3 separate regions of the Homo sapiens genome follow, and regions 1 and 2 are each linked to region 3. Evidence: chromatin loops called from intact Hi-C (ENCODE). Cell type or tissue: PC-9. All regions are shown on one strand.

Region 1 (8,000 bases), 230 kb before region 3:
ATGCTCTGAATGAATCAAAAATAATGTCAGAAAAATGGCATGTGTGAAGGCCCAGAGTTTAGAACTGGCTTAGCATATCTGAGCAAGACCAGACAGACAAGAAGACAGCCATGCACATCACAGTCAACAATCTGGATTTTATTGTTAATATAATGGGAAGTCACTAAAGAGTTGTAAGCCAGGGAAGAAAGTAAAAAGACTTTTTCATCTCTAAGATGACTCCAGCTAGTTAGCCCAGAGTAGGGTTTATAGTACTTCAGACACCATTTTTATACTTTAGCCAGATATCTAGATATCTTCAGCAGAAGAAACCCATCTTTTAATCAAATTTAAATCCACCTCTACTATATGGAAAACAACACTAAAGATCATGATAGGACAGCATCATCTTATTATATCGACATCAGTCAACTATTTTAAATTACCAATTTCTTCATTAATAAAGCCAGGACATACCTTCCTAATTCTAAAACATGTCATTGTAATGGAAAGAAAGGAATACTTGGGAAAAAAACAAAATTATAGGAAGCAAAACGGAGTTGGCAGGATTCTGAACATCTTGGATTTTTTTTAAGTTGCCAAATATTTTATGAATGACAATAGAAAGCAAGCTTTGAAACAGATAGTATATTAAAAGGCAAAGAAAGGTTAGGCAATTATTTAAATATATAAAAGCTATTAAGTAAGAAGGTGAATACTGTGACATACAAAATTTAAGGAGGTGAATTGATCAGGGGCTGATCCTTCATGAATGGTTTTGCACCATCCCCTTGGTGACAAGTGAGTTCTCAGTTCACTTGAGATCTAGTTGCTTAAGAGTCTGGGGCATCCCACCATCTCTCTTACTCCTGAGATATACCTCCTCCCCCTTTGCCTTTTGCCATGATTGGAAGCTTCCTAAGGCCCTCACCAGGAGCAGATACCTGTGTCATGCTTCCTGTACAGCCTGCAGAAGCATAAGCCAATTAAAGCAATTTTCTTTATAAATTGCCAGCCTCAGGTATTTCTTCACAGTGATGTAAAAACAGACTAACAAAGGATCCCCTACAGAAAAATTTCTCTCATCACTGATGACATTCCAATCTCTTATAAGCTTGTGAAAACGAGTGATTCCAACAATATTATTTAATTAATAGGTTTGCTATACCTGAATTTTGATATTGTTATCTTAAATTTAAAATAAAGTGATTACTTCTTCATTTTATTGGTCATTAAAGGTTAAGAGCAAATAATCATAAATAGTCTAACAAATATTTTTGCTTTTTTGTTTTTAACTAAATTACTAGTAACTTGTCAGTTATTAAACTTTGATCATAGATCTTGGAATTTTATGTGGTAATTAATGTAAACTAAACTGAACAGGGCACACAGAAAATGTCATATTTTCTATGCTGTTCTCTATTTGAAAAAACAATTAAAGCAGTTAAAAGTTTAATTCACATGGAAAATATCTCCTAAGACTTTGCATATATATCTGTATATATTTTTACTAATAGAACCTATGACAAGAAATGTTTTTAAAAATTACACATAACTTCTACACAGGCAAAGCACTAAAGTGCAGTGTTTAAATACTTAGAAAATGAGTCATCCAGTAGTAACAAATTCCCTAAAGATTATGGCAGAAATGTGTAAAAAGCTTCAAAATACTTGAAGAAAGCCCAGGTAAGACATATATTAAAATAAGCAAACATAATAGAAAGGTGATGATTTTCTTCAAATAATATGACAACCTCATTAAAATGCAACACATTTTCCTGTAAAAAGAAAATCAAAGAAGATGAAATAGATGCTTTATATAAAATATTTACCTATACAATGCACAAAGCCCACTATGGTTAGTAACCTTTATGGCTTTGAAGAACAAGATATTTACATATCTTTCTTTCTGCATGTGCATGTGCGTATGTGTGTTTTGTATATATTTTTAACAGTTGACAGCTGTTTTAGAGCATACAGAGATGCCAAGCTGAATGAGGGTCTTGATTACTTCAAGATTAGCTATCGAAAGTTTCTATTCATTTTAAGTGTTGTTAGTTGGAAGAGTCATTAGTCACTTCCTTGTCTCATAGAACATCAGCATACATTTACATTGTTAATGAACATTTGGGGTAAATGAATTAATGGCACTTTTAAACATCAATTCAGTCCTAATAACTTAGTATGTCATAGAAATGTTAGGCTAGGATATAAACGAAAAGCCTTTTTAGTAAAGGTAACTACTCATTCCTGTAAACAATAAAGGATAAAATTAATTTAAAATGTTATTTTAACCAGGTTAAAAAAAAAAACCTCAGTATTTAATGAAATAGACCATATAAAAATACGTGCTTAAAAAACAAACAGCAACCCCGTCTCTACTAAAAACACAAAAAAATTAGCCAGGCGAAGTGGCAGCCGCCTGTAGTCCCAGCTACTTGGGAGGCTGAGGCAGGAGAATGGCGTGAACCCGGGAGGCACAGCTTGCAGTGAGCCGAGATTGCGCCATTGCACTCCAGCCTGGGCTATGGAACAAGACTCCGTCTCAAAAAACAAACAAACAAACAACAACAACAAAAACTATGTCCTCAAATAACCATAGTAATCAGAAATAGTATGAAATATTTTGGTGAAACTATTTTATACACTTGTAACACAAAGACATTCACTTTTAAAACATCCACTTACAGAAGTACTTGCAAAATAATTTGATTTATTTAACTACGAATGCTTCTTATGAGTATTACATTTAAGAGAAAATATCACTAGAAAAGGTGTCATGCCTAGCACTGAGATATTAAAATAACTGAAATTGAAATGAACACTATTTTCATATTATCAAAATATTAAACATAAGTCTTGAGTTCTTATTTAACAAAAAATATAAAAATTTAAAAATTAAATCACAAAAATAAGCTGGACAAATTCTCTCCCATTTTTATTAAAAATAACAATGGCATTTGTATGTAGGAGGTATTAAAGATGCACAAAAAGCATAAAAATTCTGCATAAAATTTGTGTTCTAAAGAAATAGCCACTTTAGGTGGGGGTCAATTCTTTTTTTAAATTCTCAAAACATGAGTTAAAAGCAGACTTTGGCATCAGTATAAACAGAAAAAATCATTTTGTTTGAAGAAAATAACACACATGATTTACTATGACTAATTTTCCTTTTTATAACAGTTTGTCTGTATACTTTGACTAATTTATGTTTTAAAATAGATGTCACAATCTTGATACCTGCATTCCACAAGTGAAAAATTACAAGCAGCCACTGAGTCAATTAACTTTATCAAATATTTAGTGAACTGCTTAAAAACTAAGGATAAGGCTTCAAAAATTCTCACAAACTCAATTGCTTCTGTCTAAGAAACTATGTTATTACTATCATTAAGTAAATACTGAGAAAATAGTAGAGTTCTGATACATAAACATTTGATACATTTTTATAGGGTAGAACCTGAATACGGTCTACATTTTAACTGTCTACCACTTAATAATTTCAGTGTATAGATCTTTTAAAATATAACACAAATTTCAATTACTTTAAAAAAAAAAAGAGGATGAACAAATTTCAATTACTTTAAAAAAAAAAGAGGATGAATCAAGTCTTTTATCCTGGAATAATCTCAATCTGCTGAAAGGGGAAAAAAATCCCTGCAAAATCAACACCAAAAATTTAAGAATCTTTAAAAGATGTTCGACCAAGGCCCTTTCGCATTTCAACATTCTTATGCTGAAGTCATTGTTCAGTTTATTATTTTATTTTAAAGAACGACAGTGCGTTAAACATTTGGCTAATGCTTCCATGAATAACTGTGGCTTGTTGAAGTATTCATTAGTGTCAAGAGTGCTCTGTACATATCCAGAATAACATACTTAACACTGGCCTGCTCACTTCATCAAAATGTGTTCACACACATAAGGTGGACACAGCTAACTGAGGGCCCTCTGCTAGGTTTCCCAGTACACTACCTACAAATAGTATTGGCATACAAAACTCACCTCCAGACTTGTTAGAGTAACTGGACAAGGGGTCAATGCCTACTTCTTGTTCTTCTGGCTGCAGAGGATGTCTAGTTTCAGATAAGGAATGATACATTGTGGGAACTGGACAGCGTCACCAAAAGTAACTACCTGGGAGGTGAAAAAATACAGAGAAAAATAATAAATTCTTTTTCTGCTATGACTGGGAATAAATATAAGACTGAAATGATTACATGAGCATTACAGACATTAACAAGTTTTTCCCAGGCTCCAGGGACTGTTATCTCACATTGGTAGGCTTATGCAAAGAAGGGAAAAAGGTAACAAAATTTCCATTTCAAAAATTTCTCAAAAATCTGAGCATCATTTATAATCTTTATCTTAATTTTGAATCATATTTATTTTCAATAAATAAGCTAAATTCTAAATTAAAGACAATATTCTCACATTTATAGCATCCTTTTGTTTTACAGCCAAAATAATAAACATTCACAATAGAACTTTCAAAATACAGAAAATATAGCAAATTAAAATTATTCATGATAGTATTAGCTAGAAATATTAGTGTTAACATTTCAGTGTATTACACATGTACTTCCTGTCTTTATTCTGGGCATTTAAAATACATATGGTTTTAATGTGACCCATAACATGGTAAACATACTGATTATGTAATCTATGAATACTTTAAATTCAGTATTTTCCTCCCCAGTTTAAAGAAAAAAACAATTGTGTGTCTATAATTTCTAATTATTCCTAGCATTCTATTATATAGTCAGCACAATTTATGTAACCAATTCCTTATTTAGTAAACAACATGTTTTCAGTTGTTCAATACTACAAACAGTCTCAAAAATAAATTATCTTTTAGCAGTATGTCTGTATGATATCCATGATTATTTCCTTAGGATAAATTCTTAAAGTACAATAGCTGGATTAAAATATATATTAAAAAAATAAGATTTTAGCAAACTGTACTCTATAAAGGTTTGTACCTAATAGAACAATTCATTTCTCCTTGATTCTCATTAACAATGGATGTTTCCTCTTTGATTTTCTGAACCAACCTGATAGTCAAATTTTGTATTGTATTTGCTTGGTAACTACTGAGATACTGTTTCTCTGACATTTGTTTATTGTCTTTTGTTAATAGAGTTAATTGTTATGACTGTCTTCATGATATCTAAACATGCTTTAAGTATTAAGAGTATTAAACCTTGTTTATATGATACACATATTTTTCTCAAAGTGTATCTGTCTTTCAGTTGTATGACATTTTTGTGACATAGGTAACTTTTTACATGCTCAAATGTATCTGTATCTCCAGTATAATATCCACCTCTGGTGTTATACTTACAAGTTTTTATAAATAACTACCTACATTTCCTTTGGTCGTTTTGAAAGTTTTCCCTCTCAATTCTCACTTATATAAATTATTCCATATTGAATAAATTTTGTTTTAAATTATTTTCAACTTCCAACCTACACTATTTGTAAATTTTATATGTCCCTAAGATGCAAATTATCTTCTCAAATCATAACTCTTTCAAAACATAAACCAAGTTCACCAATTGTCATGCAAAATAATGTAAGTAACATAATCTTTTAAATTTCAGGAGCAGCAAGGACATGAGAAAAAGAGGAAATAAGAGAAAAAAGAAGTGGTAAAAGCAAGTCCAAACAAAATGAGTATCTAATTTTATAGGATATGGTCTTCACCTATGGAGGAAAAGCTCCAGAGATGTTCATGAATACATAAATTCTGGATGACCTTTTACCAAAACAAAATGCTCCTCTATCCTATTTACTTTCTCTGTAAAACCATCACCTAGTAAAATATTCATATACATGTTCTAATTTTTATCAGAAGTCTCCAAAACCCCCTACATCCACACAATCACAGTCAGACGTTAATAAAACCTATCCCCCTGGAATTGTGGCTAAAACAATATAAGCAGAGGATTAGGGAAAACAAAGAATTTGGTAGCTAACATGCAGTAAGAATATCTAAAGCCATAAATCTTAAATACATAAACCTAGACGGTTGTCAGTTATTTGCTTATGTGTGCCAATCAGTAAGCATATACTGAGCACTGCTGTATAGAAGAAACTCTGGAGAATATAATCTAGTAGAGGACAGCGAAATGTAGATGATCGGTTATAGTATAACACAGAGTTTGACAAATTCTGTTGGACAAATAAATAAATTCAGAACCAACGTCCTCTACTATGGAGCAGTCACCAAATTCAAATGTCTAATGAGATCAGGCAAAAAGTATTATTATTTATGGTTAACATTTATGCACAATGAATATATGCCAAAAACTAGTCTAAATGTTTCATGTACACTCATTTCATCCTCCTTAAAACCCAACTGATTTATCTTTGTCAATTTTATTTTCATTTTACCATAGAGAAACTGAGGTAGAGAGAGAGTAATTAATTTGTCTAGAATCACACAAGGAGTAAGTATTAAAGCCAAAATTGAAGCCATCCTGTCTGGTTCTAGAGCTCACATTCTTTCTCCTACATTAATTTGGCTCTAAATAAGTCAGTGCGACAAAAAGACCAGGTATAAAAAAAGGGGGTATAAAAAGATGCAGCCTATGAATAATTAGAACACCCTTTACTCTGCTTCAGCTTTTTCAAGACAAGCTAGAAATCAAAAATTTTATGTGAAATCTGCTAATTTGTAAGTGTTAGCAAATAATTCAAATTAAAAGAAAAATACTGAGTAGAACAGATTAAACACTTTTCAAAATTTTATTTGGCCCATGGGCAACTATCTTAATGTAAGATTTATATTCTTCATATATTTTGTTATACTCTTAAAAATATACAAGTAAACATTTGAAAATGTCTATTTCAAGTTAACTGCTAGATTCCTTAAATTTTCTTTAATATCTTAAACCATGTTTTCATAATCTCAGTAGCTGAATTTCTTATTTTTACAGTACACTTTCACTGTTACAGGTTTCACATACCTAAAATACATAAATAAATGACTTTTGTGTATTTTAAACTATATAAAAAATAGACAAGTAACAAGCAAGTTGCCATCAAAGTTTATTTTTAAAAGGAGTATTTTTTAAACCCTCATCTTTATGTTGTCAGAAGAAAATACTCTACCACACAATGATATTCATACGTTCATTTAAGGTGCTAAAAATACTTAAGGTCTTTTTGACTCCTTAGAGAAAGTTCAAGAAGTCATTTAGTTAATTTAGCTTAAATTATAATTCTTTAGAACTTAACAAGTCTATGATAATATCCAATAGCCAGAATACAAAATCAACCACATACCCCAGTCTACAACCATTCTATATAATCAAGCATCCATTATATCCTGATTTATTATGCCTATAGATTGAAAATGAACCACTGAAATGTTTTTATAATTAAATAAAGGAAACCAGCTAACTAGTAATAATGAGTTATTTTCAAGCAATCTGTTGAAGAAAACGTGTGGATAATGTTCATAGTTTTCTTTTAATTATGGATTTAAATAACCTAATTCAAAAGTAACTGATTAAGAAGTTGCTGCTTTCATTTTTTTTATCGTTTTGTTTTAAATATAAAGAGCTATTTTAGCTCTCTTGAATCTAAAAAAGCAACTTAAGTTTGTCGGTTACTGCTATTGGGATTACCTTATGAAATCATAACATAATGTTGTTTTTAAATATGAAATCATTTTCCTACGAATTTCCCAATTTGTGTTTCATAAACATTCCAGTAAGAGAAAATGATTGATTACAAAGCAGAATATCAAAGGTTTTTAATAAATTTGTCTATTTTAATATTTATGAATAAATTTTTACCTGCAAATATCAAACTATAAAAAATTAAGAGATTTTATTTAGTCTAAAAATTTTTAAACAATCACTGTAAAAGTCCAGCATAAACATAACACTTACAATGGTTCATTAGACCTCTAAATTTGATTCCAAACTCCAACTTCTATCCTTGATTTTCTATCCTTAATTTTCTCTTATATAGAACCAAGATACATACAGAGAAAAGAATATAAAGGCCAA
Region 2 (8,000 bases), 100 kb before region 3:
GGAAGCGTAGCAGGAAGGAATAGAGGGGACGTGGGGATGGCTAATAGGGTAAAAAAAAAAAAAAAAAAAGTGAATAAGACTAAGTATTTGATAGCACAACAGAGTGATTACAGTCAATAATAATTTAATTGTACTTTTAAAAACACTTAAAAGAATAGTTGGATTGTTAACACAAATGATAAATATCTGAGGGGATGGATACCCAATTTCCGTGATGTGATTATTACACATTCCATGCCTATATCAAAATATCCCATGTACCCTATACTATGTACCCCCAAAAATTAAACATTAAAACATTTTTAAAAAAGAAATGAATCTGCTATCGAATACAATTAAACACAAAAATTAAGTAACAGTTAAAATTAGGATGAAAGTAAAATGATACTTGTAGATTATATGCTTTTTATATGTGGATATAGAAACAAAAAAATTTACAAAAATAATGAGTTCAATACTATAAACTAAATCTACAACTTTCAGCAGCTTTCTTACTTTCAACAATGATCAAGTAGAAAATGTAAGTCAAGGATGACTCCACTGTTTCTGACTGTGCTACTAGAAGGATGGATCTGCTATCAACAGAGATGGGGAAGACTACAGGTGAAATATGTTTGGAAGAGAAAGAACAGGAGGTCAGTTTTTAGTATATTGAGTTTGAGATGACACTCAGATAGCTAAAAGTAGGTGTCAAACACATTAAATGGATCATAAGCCTGAAGTTCAGGTAAGAGAGGTAAGTTGATCACTTTGGTATTTAAAGACATAACATTGATGAAATCACCAAGGCAATAAATGTAGATAGAACAATTAAAAGGTCAAGGCTGGGTGTGGTGTCTCACGCCTGTAATCCCACCACTTTGGGAGGCCGAGGCAGGTGGATCACGTGAGGTCAGGGGTTTGAAACCGTCCTGACCAACATGGAGAAACCCCATCTCTACTAAAAATACAAAATTAGCCGGGCATGGTGGCACATGGCTGTAATCCCAGCCACTTGAGAGGGTGAGGCAGGAAAACTGCTTGAACCTGGAAGGTGGAGGTTGCAGTGAGCCGAAATCATGCCACTGCTCCAGCCTGGGCAACAAGAGAAAAAAAAAATTAAAAGGTCAAATGACTGAGTGTTGACACTATCCTAATGAAAAGGTAAAGAACAGAATGAATTCAGGGTACTGGTGCAGGCTTCTGTTCTAACTGTGATGAGTTTAAGATGGAATGGGAGGAGAGGAATTGGAAAGACCAAGTATAAACAATTCCTCAGAAGTTTTACTGCCAAAATGAACAAAGAAATGGAACAAAAGCTGGGAGGGCAAGTGACATTTTTAAAAGAATGTTTTGGCCGGACACGGTGACTCATGCCTGTAATCTCAGCACTTTGGGAGGCCAAGACAGGCAGATCACTTGAGGTCAGGAGTTCAAGATCAGCCTGGCCAACATGGTAAAACCCCACCTCTACTAAAAATACAAAAATTAGCTGGGTGTGGTGGTGGGCACCTGTAATCCCAGCTACTTGAGAGGCTGAGGCAGGAGAATCGCTGGGACCCGGGAGGCAGAGATTGCAGTGAATTTCGCTGCTGTACTCTAGCCTGGGTGATAGAGCGAAACTCCATATCAAGAAAAAAAAGAATGTTTTTCAGATGGGAAAAAAAACAGCATATAAGCATATTGATGGGAAAGATCCAGTAATGAGAGAAAAGTTAATAAAGCAGAAGATAATATTTCTGATCCTGTGACTCCCCTATCCCTATGAGATACTTTTATTATTCCTGTTAACTATGGGAGGGACCAAAAGGTTAAATAACTTGCCCATGGTCATGCAATGAACTAGTAAGTTGTAAAACTCTTTATATTATGCTGCCTTTCTGAGTAATAAGAGAAATTAGTCAACCAGTTATTAAAATATGTTATTTAAAGCTATAATAATTAAAAGAATATAGGCTGGGCACAGTGGCTCACGCCTGTAATCCCAGCACTTTGGGAGGCCGAGGCAGGCGGATCACAAGATCAGGAGACCGAGACCATCCTGGCTAACACGGTGAAACCCTGTCTCTACTAAAAATAAAAAATAAAAAAAAAAATTAGCCAGGCGTGGTGGCAGGCGCCTGTAGTCCCAGCTACTAGGGAGGCTGAGGCAGGAGAATGGCATGAACCCGGGAGGTGGAGCTTGCAGCAAGCCGAGATCATGCCACTGCACTCCAGCCTGGGAGACAGAGCGAGACTCCGTCTCAAAAAAAAAAAGAATATAGTAGTAGCATAAGAATAGATTTACCAACTGACAGACCTTACCAACAAACTCAAAAGTGACCTACTCAAGGATATGTGATAATTTAGCATTTGATAATGATAAAAATTTGTAAGACAGTAGGGTTAACTAGATCTCTCCTTAGCTTCTTATACTAAATGAATGCCAAATGGATAAAAAATTTAAACCTAAGAAATAAAATCATTTATTATTTTTTTTTTTTTGAGACGGAGTGTCACTCTGTCGCCCAGGCTGGAGTGCAGTGGCGTGATCTCAGCTCACTGCAACCTCCGCCTCCTGGGTTCAAGCAATTCTCCTGCCTCAGCCTCAGGAGTAGCTGGGACTACGGGTGTGTGCCACCATGCCCGACTAATTTTTTTTTTTTTTTTTTTTTTTTTTTTTTTATTTAGTAGAGACGGGGTTTCACCCTGTTAGCCAGGATGGTCTCAATCTCCTGACCTCGTGATCCGCCCACCTCAGCCTCCCAAAGTGCTGGGATTACAGGCGTGAGCCACCACACCTGGCCCCAAGATAAATTTAAAATATAAAATAATATTTTTATAACCTTGGAATGTAGCCGAGTTTCTATGGATGTTTTCAAGTAACAAATATGACTATGCAAAAATTTAAAACTTTTGTGCAATGGGAAAAAATCACCATAAATAAATATGAAATATACACAAACTGGAAAAATATTTTTATCTTATATAACAGACCCGAAGTAGATATTCTTAATATAAAAAGACTTTCTACACACTAATACAAAGATCATCACCTCAGTAGAAAAAAGGACAAAAAGTGAACAAAAAAAAAGTTTTTAAGGGACACATAACAAGTTGCACAAAGAAATGCAAATAAAAATAAGTTAATTTCTTCCCAGCTGATAAAGATAAAAAACACTGACAATATCCAGCAGTGGCAAGAGTATGGCCATTCATATGTTATCACGTACCACTGGGGAAAGGCAAACTGGAGCATCTTACTGAGCGGTAATTTAGAAATATGATTTAAAATGTTAAATGCACTTAATCTTTGACCCAACAATTTCACTTGTAAAATTTATCCTGAAAAGACAAGTGCACAAAAATATATATACAATGATCCCACTTACAACATTACTTATTGGAAACAATCTAAACAGTTACTATTAGGAAATTAATTAAGCAAATTATAGTACATCTACTCAATGAAATTTTATTAAGCAGTCACTTAAAATGATGCCATATTGCCACAATTATTGACAATAATTGTGAAGTACTTTTTACTTTATTCTTCTTCTTTTTTTTAATACTATTGACATGTTCTACAAAGGCTCATGCATCTTATTTTTTAACAGCTATACTGAAACATAATGAATATGCCATACAAGTCATCCATTTGAAGTGTATAATTCAATTGATTATAGTATATACAGAGTTGTGTAAGCATAACCACAGTCAATTTTAGAACATTTTTATTACTCAATTCCAAAAATTACCCCATACCCATTAAACAGTCACTCCTCATCTCCCTCCAATCCCCCTTACCCTAGCAACCCCAAAACTGCTTTTTGTCTCCATAAATTAGCCTACTGTAGACATCTCATATGAAAAGAATCATCTAGTATATGGTCTTTTGTGACTGGCTTCTGAGTCTGTAGTTTCACTGCCCATTTCTCTGATAAAGCTAAAATTCTTATTTTCTGTGGAAGCAAATGGAACTGACTTAGGAAAAAATTGCCCTGTGACTAATTCAGACTGTCTCAGCAGTAATATAAAGTATAAATTTCACCATCTTCACTTTTGTAACTTTTGCAACAGTACAGATGAATAAAAGTAGTACTGTTTTTCAATAACCACACAATAATGCAACTCTACATTTTATACAACTGAATTTGAAGAAGCCATTTTTCATATTATGGCTGGATTTTTACTACATATTCATACAATGAACATTTCATAGCAGTGAATAAGTAAGAGCTACATGTATCAACATGGATAAATCTTAAAAATAATATTGAGAGAAAATTTTAAGTTATAAAAGAATATATAATAAAAAATACAGACAATAATAAATACTGACAAGGATGTAAAAATGGGGATCCTCATACATTGTTAATGGGAGTGTGTAACAGTATAGCCACTTCAGAAAACAGCTGGGAAGTTTCTTAAAAGGTTAAACATAAATTTATCATATGACATACCAATCCCACTCTTAGGTATCTACCCAAGGGAAATGAAAAGAAATATTCACACAAAGACTTGAGCACAAATATTCTTAGCAGATTTATTAATAATAGCCAAAAACTGCAAACAACATAAATGTCCGTGGAATGGACTGACAGATGATGAATGTTTTGACAAGACATACTAGCAATGTAGTAATATTCACCAATAAAAACGAAGAAATTACGGATACCATGCTACAAAATAGACAAACTTCAAAAACATTATGCTCTGGACAAAGATAGGCACCACAGACCAAATATTATATTATTCCATTTATATCAACTATCCAGAAAAGGCAAAGCTATAAACACTAAAAAATAAATAAATAAATTGTTGCCTTTGGTTGGGGGAATGGGGATTAGGAGTTAATGTACATAAGAAATCACAGTGGAGGAATGAAAATGTTCTACAGCTGAGTCATGGTGACAGCCACACAATTTGGTTAAAAAAAAAAAAAACTATGAATTGTACACTTGAAAAGATGAATCATACCTTTTGCACGAGCACAAACTATTCCCCATCCCTCACCAAAGATAACTTTTTGCGTGTAAATTTATAGGAGAGTTGTCAAAAAATAAACTATGGTGGTATCTAAAGAAGGTTTCCACCATAAAAAAGGGGGTCTGAGGGGATCAATTTTGTCACAATAAATTCAAGTGTGTCTGAGTACGCTTTGAAGGTCACTAAACTGCTAGAACACATCAACCTAAGAAAGTAAGATCTCTTACTCTTAGACTACATCAAATCCTAGACGTGAAGGAAAAACAGGTACAGAACTTTTGGTAATCATCCCAACCTCTCTACTCCAGGAATAGCAAATAGGTTTCACTCACACTGAAACTTCTGGCTCCCTAAAGATGGGAAAATTATGAAACTGCCCTATGGCTAAGCAAGAAAGTATGCCATGACCTGATGTCGCAACAAGCATAGGAGAGGGAATGCACATGAGATCATGTATTTGCCATCCCTGCTCTAGCCCACTCTATACTTAGCTAAGAGCACAGTTATACAAACAGCCCCCTTCACCTCTACAGAGAAAAGACAAAGGTGAGATAACCACAGAGAAATATAATACAGAGGATGCAAGGTGTGGGGGTTGAGTCCACCAGTATAACAATAAATGCCAAACTCCACATTTCCTACAAAGGTATCTCCTGACTCCCTTTAACTTTATAGAGCTAGAACATTCTTATTAAATCAGGTGCCATTTGGTGTAGCTAAAGGAGATAATCTCTTTTTATTTAAAAAAAATCAACTTAAGAGAAAATAAGCCTGAATTAGCTTATCTGAATTAAAACTAATAAACTTTATTAAACTTTATTTAACTTTATTAAAACTAAATAAACTTTATTAAAACTAATAAAAACTGTTTCAAAGATTTATTTTAATTATGATAGGGAATCTCAGATTTGGCCAAATCCTTCCACCCAAAATATCAATTTCCTCTTAAAAGAAGAATTATTTTAGAACTTGAAAGTTAGGTTTTAGGGCTAAGGACAATGTTATAAAAAAGAACATTATAAAAGAAGACAAAGAAAAAGAAAACATAATGTCTAAGAATAAACTAATTTAGTCATTATACCTTTTTAAAGATTTCTGCAGTGGAAACAAATGAACAAGTGTTAGTCATCAAAGACTACTACTCATTTGATTCTGCCACAGTCCAAGCTAGAAAAAAATGAAACAAAACATCACAAGCCTCTCTTTAAAGCAAAAATGCAATGCCCTTTTGTCAAGCAGAAAAGAAATAACTTGAAATAAAATATTTTCATAAAGAACAAACTATGGAGTTTCATTATTTCTATACCTAGAATAATACTAATTCAATCAGCTAGATATTAGGCCCTACTATGTGAGAATCTATTAAAGAAATCAAATATTCCTACTAGCCACAGGATATTCTTCCAGGAAATACAAAAATTCTAAATCAATCTCAGCCTTAAAAAAAAAAAAAGTGAAGTAATTCCACACCCACACTTTACCATTTTTCTGCTTTCCTTTCATCTACTACTTGACAGTTATTAAAAGTTAGAACAATTAAGTGAAATTATCGTACGTAATATACTTTATGCAGATATGGAAAATTTTTAAAACAATCCATCTAGGAAGACAGTTAATGTGCTTACTGCTGAGGTATTCTTGAGTGGGTTTTGATTTATTAGGACACCAGGGGTCCTATGAATTAGTCCATTGCTTACTTAAATCATGCCCTTGATCCAGGAAAATCCCATGGTACCATTAACAAAATTATTCACACACAAAAAATACACAAACTACATTCTGTACATCAATAGATGGTGGCTATTGGTTTCATGGAGGGAGTGTGCATAGTGGTTACCAGCATGAGTTCTAGAGCCAAACATCCTGCCTTTGAATCTTGGCTGCAAGATTTTGGGAAAAAAAATTACTTAACCTCTCTGAGCCTCAGCTATGTCATATATAAAGTGGGGACCTAACTCATAAGGTATTGGGAGGATTAAATAATATGATTAATATGATTTGCATAAAGTGCTTAGAAAAGTAACTAACACTTAGAGCTTATTCACTATCATTTGCTACGCACCTTCCTCCTCCTATTCCTCCTCCTACTACTACTGCTACTAATCTTCTACATTCTTTTCTTTCCAATGTAATAAGGCCACCTATGTAACATTTCTCGGCATTTGCTTCCCAGAGCATTTTTTTTCTTACACAGTTTGCTGGAATATTTTATTTGTGGCTGGTTCTAACTTTATGTTAATTGTGCTTTTTGTTTCCTGCAAAAATGCAGTGCCTTACTATTGCTGTATTTAGAATTGTAAATTTCAAATTCTATAAATAAAAAGTTAAATAATTTTACAGGAAGCTAGTCCTGATTATAAATGCAGACTAATGACTTTTTTCCCCTACACAAAAAAGAATAAAATGCAATGTTTTAAAATAGCCCCCAATCTGTTGCTTACAAACAGTATTAGATAGTATTGCTCTTTTATTGATTCAAAAACAGGTACTATTAATTATTGAGTAAGACCTAAATTGGTTAGTTTGTATAGGTTTTGGGTTTATGCTATGAAAATCCTATAAAACTACATCAATTTGGTTAATAATCTTATAACATTTAAAATTTTTTATACTTTTATTTTTCTAGTATTTCAACTCACAACATCCTTCCAAAGGTATTTTCTCATTTAATCAGAGTCAATTAACTGAGGGTGACCATTGTGTTCTGGGCACAGTACTTGGCACACCTCCAGGAGGCACCATTCACAGTGGACTGAAGTGGAAGCAATCTGCAGTTAGGCAACGTGCTCTCTATATATAACCATATATATTATCATGTTTAGTTGATGTGATCTTTACAAACCATATAAGGTAGAGTTATTCCTATCATCGATATTTTATAGATGAAAAAGGAGATTGAGAAAGACAAATTGATTTGCTCAAGATCCCAGAGTCAGTATCCGTCAGAACTAGAATCCAAATACCCCCGATACCTACTATTCACTCACTTTTGATTTGAAGGTCATCTACCATATTTCTAATCTTCAAATTCTTCCACATACTCGTCAACTAAC
Region 3 (8,000 bases):
TGCAGCAAGGGTTTCAACTCTATCCTAATATTCCAAAAGAACAAGAGAGAATTTGGGACAATCTTAACCTCTGATGATAATCTCTGAGCCTCTTTTTATCCCTCAATTTATATAATGTTTAATGTTACTAAATCATTGCACAGGAATTATTTTTAAATGTTTACCTAACATTTGTAGAATGATAAACATTTTCCTAAACACTTCACAGGTTTTTGAGAAAGCATTTACACTGAGATTTGTTGTTACACTGACATCCTTCCCAAATTCACCATTATTCTAGTAATAATTGATGCTACTAGAAGCAGCCCACAGGCCCTCTCCGTCAAATGATCTCCCTCCCCTCTCCCAGCTCTTCCACTGCTGACCATCCCACCACCCCGACCTCACATTTCTCAAGTTCTGGTACACACACTGTACACACTGCCATTCCAATGATCTACCCATGTTGAGAGAAATGTCTCAGGATCAGGTGGACTAGCACCACTTCTCAGACTGCTGCTGCTAACAGGACAAAGCTTTCAGTGGTCTGAGACAAAAAGGGGGTTAAGAGAAGGGATTATATATTCATTTTTAAATGAAACATAAATTATTCAACTTACTTTTATTCCGGGGTTGTCCTTCTTACTTTTTCAGCGTTAAAATGTGATAATGACCAATGCTTCATTTTCTGTATCGTCCTCATTGGCCAAATAAAAAGTCAGAAACCCAGTCAATCCCTAAACCTAAAGGTTAGGATAACAAACACTAAATCTACTACGCATACATGTAGGGTGGAGGACAAGCCCAGGCAGGAAATAAAGGAATAAAAAACTTTCAGAGGAAGTAGATACTTTTACATTTAACAGTGACTACTGGTCCAGTGAACAAGTGCAAGCAAAACGAAACTGCAAATTTCAGTATCTCACTCAGAAAAGATTACAAGCACTGAGGCGGATGACAAATTTGACTTTTAAAATGAAAGCAGGCCAGGCGCGGCCTGGTGTGATCCTGGTGGATCACGTCTGTAATCCCAGCACTTTGGGAGGCTGAGGCAGGCGGATTACTTGAGGTCAGCAGTTCGAGACCAGCCTGGCCAATATAGTGAAACCCCGTCTCTACTAAAAATACAAAAATTAGCCGGGCATGGCGGTGGGCGCCTGTAATCCCAGCTCCTGAGGAGGCTGAGGCAGGAGAATCGCTTGAATCTGGGAGGCGGAGATTGCGGTGAGCTGAGATCGCACCATTATACTCCAGCCTGGACAAGAGCGAAACTCCTTTTCAAAAAAACAAAAAACAAAAAAAAAAAGGTAGGCCGAGCACAGTGGCTCACACCTGTAATTCCAGCACCTTGGGAGGCCGAGATGGACACATCACTTGAGGTCAGGAGGTCGATACCAGCCTGGCCAACATGGTGAAACTCCTCCGTCTCTACTAAAAAAGAACATACAAAATAAAATTAGTCGGGAGTGGTGGCGGGCGGCTATAATCCTGGCTACCTGGGAGGCTGAGGCAGGAGAAGTGTTTGAAACCATGAGGGAGAGGTGGCAGTGAGCCGAGATCGAGCCACTGCACCACTGCACTCCAGCCTGGGCGACAGAGCGAGAGTCCGTCTCAAAAAAAAAAAAAAGTCAAGTTCCGTAAAGCACTTACAACAGTGTCCGGCACTCAGTAAGCGCTTCAGAAGTACTGTCATAAATATCAAAGGACTGGAATGAAAATTATAAAAATTATGGTACTAAAAACTTCCACAAAGTTATTTAGAAGTACAACCTCTGCTCAGTCAGTTGGAGTATAAATAAAAAGAAAAAAATTAAAAGTACAACCATTTCTCCATAAAGTGTTATGAAGTTATGTGTGACATTTCTAAACTTTTTAATTTACGTGTGAAAAAATTACATTAGAAAAAACCTGAATCCAGTTAGAACACCCACTGTACGACTCTCAATTGTTTGCAAATTTGCTTCCAAAACTCAGGAATGCACTACTCAACTGAGGCCGCATTTGAGAGCACACACTCAATACTTCCTCCAATAAAAGAAATTTTCATCTCAGCTGTACACTCAGAGACCAGGATTTTTTTCGCCTATATGTTGATAAAACCCAATGACGCATAGCTGAGCAAGTCTTTCACCTAACAGCACACCAAGCTTCTAATGGAAAATTCACAGACCAGGTGATGCAGTCACCATACAGCATACAGACACAATATTTGCACTCTTCCTATCCCCTCCCCTGGAATCCAGACTCAGCCTGCTCACTCTGAAAGCTTTCTCAGTTCATCCTGCCATTTGCCCCTTCTCCCAAGCCACCTCTACACCCGGGGGTGAGTTATTAAAAAGAACATGTTTATTGATAAATACAACACTTTATTTATTTGCACACAAGTTATCCACTTCCTTGCTACTCAAAGATAGTCCCTTGTCCAGCTGCACATGTTATCAGAAATGTACAATATCAAAATGCACCATAGGCCTACTGAACCAGAAAATGCATTTTTAATAAGAGCCCCAAGTGATTCCCACCCACATTAAGGTTTGAGTGTTCTGTGATACTGCAGATAGCTGTAAAAATTAAAAATGCTCAAGTTTACAAATGAATTCAGAGATATGGTATGAAAAGTACCAAGACACGGAATCAGAAAAGCCCAAAGAGAAAAACCAATATATAAATGAATTTCTTTGCCACCGATAGCAAAGGCTCATTTTTCAACAATACCTATTTATTGCTTCCTGCTTTAAGTATTTTGTGCAAGAGCACAACACTTATAAAGGTTTACAAAAGAATTACCGGGTCTAGAAATTCCAGGCAACCTGGTCCAAACGTGTGAAACCTGCATGTTAAAATCTTAGGATTTTGTCCAATTCAGAGTTGACAAATGAACTCTTTCCAGAAAGTTATTATTCGAAAAAAACCTACAGGATGTTAACTTTAAACACAGATTATAATTCCTGTAACTAAAACGAGTAACTGGTATCGAACAAATTCTAGGTCACTTGTAGAATCGAATCTTGTAGTGAAGGTCTGTGTGTTTTTCCAGGAAAAGTCGGGGTGGGGAGCGGGATTTGCCCTCCCTGCGAATTTTTTTTTTTTTTTTTTTTTTTTTTTTTTTGCTCTTATCCTGAAAGACCTCCGTTTCTTACGTGTGAATAAACTTAAGTCGTACTAAATCCAGGTCACGGTTCCCTTCCTCAAAAGTGAAGTCAAGGCTTCTCTCTTCTAAAGACTATTAAGGTTTGAGGATTCAGGGCCCGTTTCGCTTCCGGCTAGGGAAGGAAGCGTGCTTCCCGGGGCCCAAATGAACATGGAAATTTACTAAGTAGGAAGTTGAGCACTAGTCCAGCCGCCAGGCCCTGCCTTTACTGCAGTTGGCCTTCCAGTCTAGACCCCGACCTCCTGGGGCAGGGAAAGCAGGCAGACTGCAAGCAGCCACCCCGCCCAGCTCGCCCTGCCCGCCCTGCCCGCCAGGGAGCTGAAGGGTCCACCCCTCCCGCCATCCACCCCCGACGCCGACTCCGAGGCGCACAAACGGGGGGCGGTGCGGCAACCCGTCCGCCGTGGCGGCGGCACCCTCAGGCCCTCCCGTGAGAAGGCGGCGGCGGCTGCGGCTGCAGCAGCGGCGCGAAGGGGGGCGAAACCTGTCCTGAGGCTGAGTGGGAGGCCGGGGCGGGAACGACTGCATGTGGGGCTGCACTGGAGGAAGGCGGAGGCGTTCAGAGGGCTTGGGCTTTTTTACGATCATCATCATTATTTTATTTTACCTGTGGCGCAGAAGGGCTCCCCAGCTCCTATTCCCTGAATCCTCCTCCTCCTCCCCTCCTCTTTCTCTCTCTCTCCCTCAGTCTGCAGGGCGCTCGCGGAAGCGGCCGGGCCCGGCCCGACCTGAAAGAGAACAGGGCGGGAGGGGGTGGCGGCGGTGACCAGCGGCCACGTGACCACGCTCGCGCCGTAACGGCGGCCGCCTCCCGCCGCGCGCCCTCCCCGCGCTCCACCTCTAATAACCTCGCGGCCCGCGCGCCTGGGAAGCTCGTGCGCAGGCGCCCGCACGGGACCTGAAGTCTGCGCGCGAGCGCAACGCGCTCGCTCTCGGGTCCGGGTTTCTGGGGCCCGCGAGGCGCGAGAAGCGAGTAGGTGGGGAGTGAGCCGCGGGCAGAGCTCTCCTTGGCTGAGCCGGCAGGCTGCTGAGCGCATGCGCCTGAGGGCTTTTACCCCTCCCTTCTCTCCCTGCTTCCAACCGGCGCGCGGCTGGAGGCTGGGAACCAGCTCCTGGGTCTTAGTCAGAGGTTCACATCCACCAACTATCTTCCCAGGGTTGGACTGAGAAGGGGAGCAGAGGGTCCCAGGGACTCTCCTGAGATCCTGGCTCTCCTGCCAAGGAATTTACATTTCCTTGTCACAGGTAAATGGCCTTCCATGCCACATTTTTCTGTGGCTGAGTAGGCTTCTAACTCAGCTCATCTGTCACTTTCTCCGTGAAACTTACCCCTGCCTACTTTAGAGGAGTCACTAGCACTTTGTGCAGACCTACCTTGTAGTACAACCCATAGAAAGATAAAGGTTAGGAGTTATTTTTTCACAAGCCCACAATACTAGACTGTGGTTTCTATCTTTATCTCATAAACTTGGACAGGGTCTTCAGTGTTGTAGTATCTCCCTAAACGTCTGATGACTATCAGAACACAGGGAATGTCTAAAACTTTTATCGTTGCCCTTGGTCTCTGCATAATCATGATTTAAGATCCCCTTTAACCCAAGCACGTGGGAAGGTGGTGTTTGTTTCCCCAGTATGAAAGCCTTTAAATCATAATGTTAATTAGAGTGGTAAATGCTTCACTTAGTAAAAGAGATTTATGGTATTTTATTAGCTTATCTTCACAAAGAGCTCCAACGAAAATTGATACTGTTTAGTCCAGAAAAGGAAACCAAGTCAGAGAAAGGTCAGATTTCTGAAGGTTATCTAGCTTCAGAGGAAGATGCCTGTGTGGGAGACCTTTGTGGACAAACACCCCACTTCACACAGAGATCCCTCTTTTTCTGTTGCCCCTCTTTCTGTTGCAGAAACTGAACAGGTTAAGTTAGTGCCTGTGGCCAGATTTAATCCGGCCAGATTTATTTATTTATCAAATAAATAAAATGTAAAAACTCCCTAATTGGGAGTTCTGGCTAGACCAGTCATCATCACTGTTAGACTGGTGAATACTGAGATGATAGTCAAGAAATGGGGCTAGCAACAAAATGACAGAAAATCCTGGGATGAATGTATATGAAGAAATAGGATTAACAGAGGCTTCTGAGAAACTAGGAAAATGACAACCCTCAAGATTCCATTCTCAAATGTTTACAAAGCTGTTGGACTCTTTTCTGCATTTACCACTGTATACACCCACAGACTGATCCCACCTCATAGTTTCAGCTACCACACAGGTTATGCTAATGGCATCCCATTCTAAATATTCAGCCCAAGATTCAGACCTTGTGGTAGACTATTTTCTTATGGCACACAATTAACTGTGCCTCCCAGTATTCATGCCCATGTATAGTCCTCTGCCCTTGAGTCTGGGCCGGACCTGTCACCTGCCTTAAACAATCAAATATGGCAAAAATTACTCTCTGTCACTTCTAGGCCTAGGCCTTTAAAGACTTTGCAGGGCCAGGCGCGGTGGCTCACGCCTGTAATCCCAGCACTTTGGGAGGCCAAGGCGGGTGGATCACGAGGTCAGGAGATTGAGACCATCCTGGCTAACACAGTGAAACCCCGTCTCTACTAAAAATACAAAAAATTAGCCAGGCATGGTGGCACACGCCTGTAGTCCCAGCTACTCGGGAGGCTGAGGCAGGAGAATGGTGTGAACCCAGGAGGTGGAGGTTGCAGTGAGCCGAGATCGCGCCACTGCACTCCAGCCTGGGCGACAGAGTGAGACTCCGTCTCAAAAAAAAAAAAAAAAAAAAAAAAAAAAAGGCTTTGCAGTGACAACTTTGAACTTTACCAGAGACTCATGGGAAACAGAAATAGTTAAGAAATCCCACCACCTTTTTGTGTTCTGCGAAACAGTTTACCACAAAGACCAATCCTTCTCCATATTACTTAAATGAGACTCATTGTCCAGTTTCTCTGATAAAACTAGTAGATGACCTGTGACAAGACCAAACACATACCTTTCCTTTTTTCCCGAACCTGTGGGGAAGGTCAGTCACCTTTCAACTTCCTATTTGTCTCATGAATGATTAGCTAGGATTAGAACTACTTTTTCCCCCTTGAAATTAGGTAGCGATAAACATTTCATAGCTGATAATTCTCTGATTACAAAAATAATCCCAACTGTAATCATCTCATCTATAACCTGTCTATGCCTCCCTGTAAAAGTATAAGGCAGCCAGGCATAGTGGTGCACACCTGTACTCCCACCTACTCAGGAGATTGAGGTGGGAAAATTGTTTGAGCCCAGGAGTTTGAGAGCAGCCTAGACAACAGCAAAACCATGCTCTAAAATAATAATAAAAGTATAGGGCAAAACCACCCTGCTGAGACACTCTGATCTTCACATCTGGAGTACTCTCCCTAATGTAATTGCCTGAATGAAATCTATTTCCTCACCAGTTTAGTTTTTAACTTTGACAGTAGCTATCATTTTTGCCCTTTGTGGGAAGCACCATGTAAGATATCCAACTACTCTGAAACTACCACACTGTGAAGAGTCTAACCAAGCCACCTGGAGAGACCAAACGGAAGAAAACTAAGGCCCCTGGCCAACAGCCCTAGCTGTGCTCCTACTGGCCAGTCAGCACCAGCCTGCCAGGCATGTGACTGAGACAGTCTTGGAAGTGGATTTTCCAGCCCTACTCAAGCTGCCGCAGCTGACACCACATGGAACAGAGATGAGCTTTTCTCCCCAGTGCCCAAATAGCAGAATTGTGGAAAAATAAATAAAACAGTTGTATTAAGCCACTAAGTTTTGCTATAGTTTATTAGATATCATTAAATAACCAGAACAGACCTATGTATTCAGCTGCCTGCTAGAGATGTATCCCAGGTGGTCTCACAGGTACTTCAAACTCAATATACTTGAGTTGAGTTTTTCAAATAGCCTTCAAACCTGACCTGTGTCCTTTCCCCGACCGCTCCCCCTCCCCTGCCACCCGTTGGTTGTGCATTTATTCCCCTAGTTCCCGAAGCAGAAAACCTGGGCGTGTCCCTTTACTCCTTATCCTGCAATATTCAGTCACCAACTAATGAGCTTTCTTCTCCAGTCCCCACAACACTTCTCACCTCAGATCCTCATCATCTCTATCCTGAACTACTGAGGATTAATCAAGTTCTTCCACATTGCAAAGAAAAGTCACTCAGGCATCCAGACTACCTTAGGGGTTTATTATCAGGCAAGAAGTAAGGAGATGTTGGAAAACAGCCCAGTCATCTCCCATGACCTGCATTCTGATGGTTCCCAGACTGGGAAGCCCAGGTGGCATCATAAAGAGCCACAGCAATGACCCCATCCTTTAGGCTACAACAATAGCTGTAAGGATCCAGCTTCTCTCAGGCTTCTCACGTTCTTACTCCCCAAGAGACAATCTGAGGGACCCAATGGTCCTCAGTCAATACAGAGCACCCCGACAAGGCAGAGAGTGGCCTGCAATGTAATCTAGGAAAAAGAAACAAAAGTAATCAAGCTGATGATTAATAACTCCTTAAAATACAAACTTTGTATAAAAATTCATTTTCAGTTTTGTTAGTTATAATAGAATTTGAGTTTAAGGCAGAAAAATTAAATTTGAACTAACTTCAGCATTAAAAAAATAATTGTGGGGCTGGGCACGGTGGCTCACGCCTGTAATCCCGGCACTTTGGGAGGCCGAGGCGGGTGAATCATGAGGTCGGGAGATCGAGACCACCCTGGCTAACACGGTGAAACCCTGTCTCCACTAAAAATACAAAAAAATTAGCTGGGCATAGTGGCGGGCAGGCACCAAGTAGTCCCAGCTACTTGGGAGGCTGAGGCAGGAGAATGGCATGAACCCGAGAGGTG

What was found. Hi-C counts contacts between places; a loop is a spot of excess contacts. Peaks named below come from ENCODE experiments on the same cell type or tissue, not always from the same donor. Only the 100,000 strongest peaks of a DNase experiment are listed, where the experiment ranks them.
Region 1: it touches region 3 in a loop (4-fold over the local background); 3 of 110 quality-filtered maps call a loop at or near these places.
Region 2: it touches region 3 in a loop (9-fold over the local background); 34 of 110 quality-filtered maps call a loop at or near these places.

What each region holds. Positions count from the first base shown.
Region 1 is chr3:17,504,490-17,512,489 of GRCh38, forward strand. TBC1D5 (TBC1 domain family member 5) reads right to left here. Exons shown (of 23, transcript NM_001349074.2): 3 at 3,985-4,116. The coding sequence starts at 4,081. Among named protein-coding and RNA genes, the nearest start is that of TBC1D5, 230 kb to the right of the region's middle. In PC-9, no CTCF peak of the experiment used is centred here; no DNase peak of the experiment used is centred here.
Region 2 is chr3:17,634,577-17,642,576 of GRCh38, forward strand. All of the region lies in intron 1 of TBC1D5 (TBC1 domain family member 5), which reads right to left. Among named protein-coding and RNA genes, the nearest start is that of TBC1D5, 100 kb to the right of the region's middle. In PC-9, no CTCF peak of the experiment used is centred here; DNase peaks (open chromatin) are centred at 4,895 and 5,315; H3K27ac peaks cover 4,701 bases.
Region 3 is chr3:17,738,744-17,746,743 of GRCh38, forward strand. TBC1D5 (TBC1 domain family member 5) reads right to left here and starts at 3,888. Exons shown (of 23, transcript NM_001349074.2): 1 at 3,738-3,888. It overlaps LOC105376975 (a long non-coding RNA gene), which reads left to right and starts at 4,201. Exons shown (of 2, transcript NR_135536.1): 1 at 4,201-4,375; 2 at 6,625-6,919. RefSeq lists silencers at 3,375-3,574, 3,805-4,114 and enhancers at 3,574-4,277, 4,235-4,304. In PC-9, CTCF peaks have their summits at 3,420 and 3,624; DNase peaks (open chromatin) are centred at 2,088, 3,298 and 4,088; H3K4me3 peaks cover 4,001 bases; H3K27ac peaks cover 4,428 bases.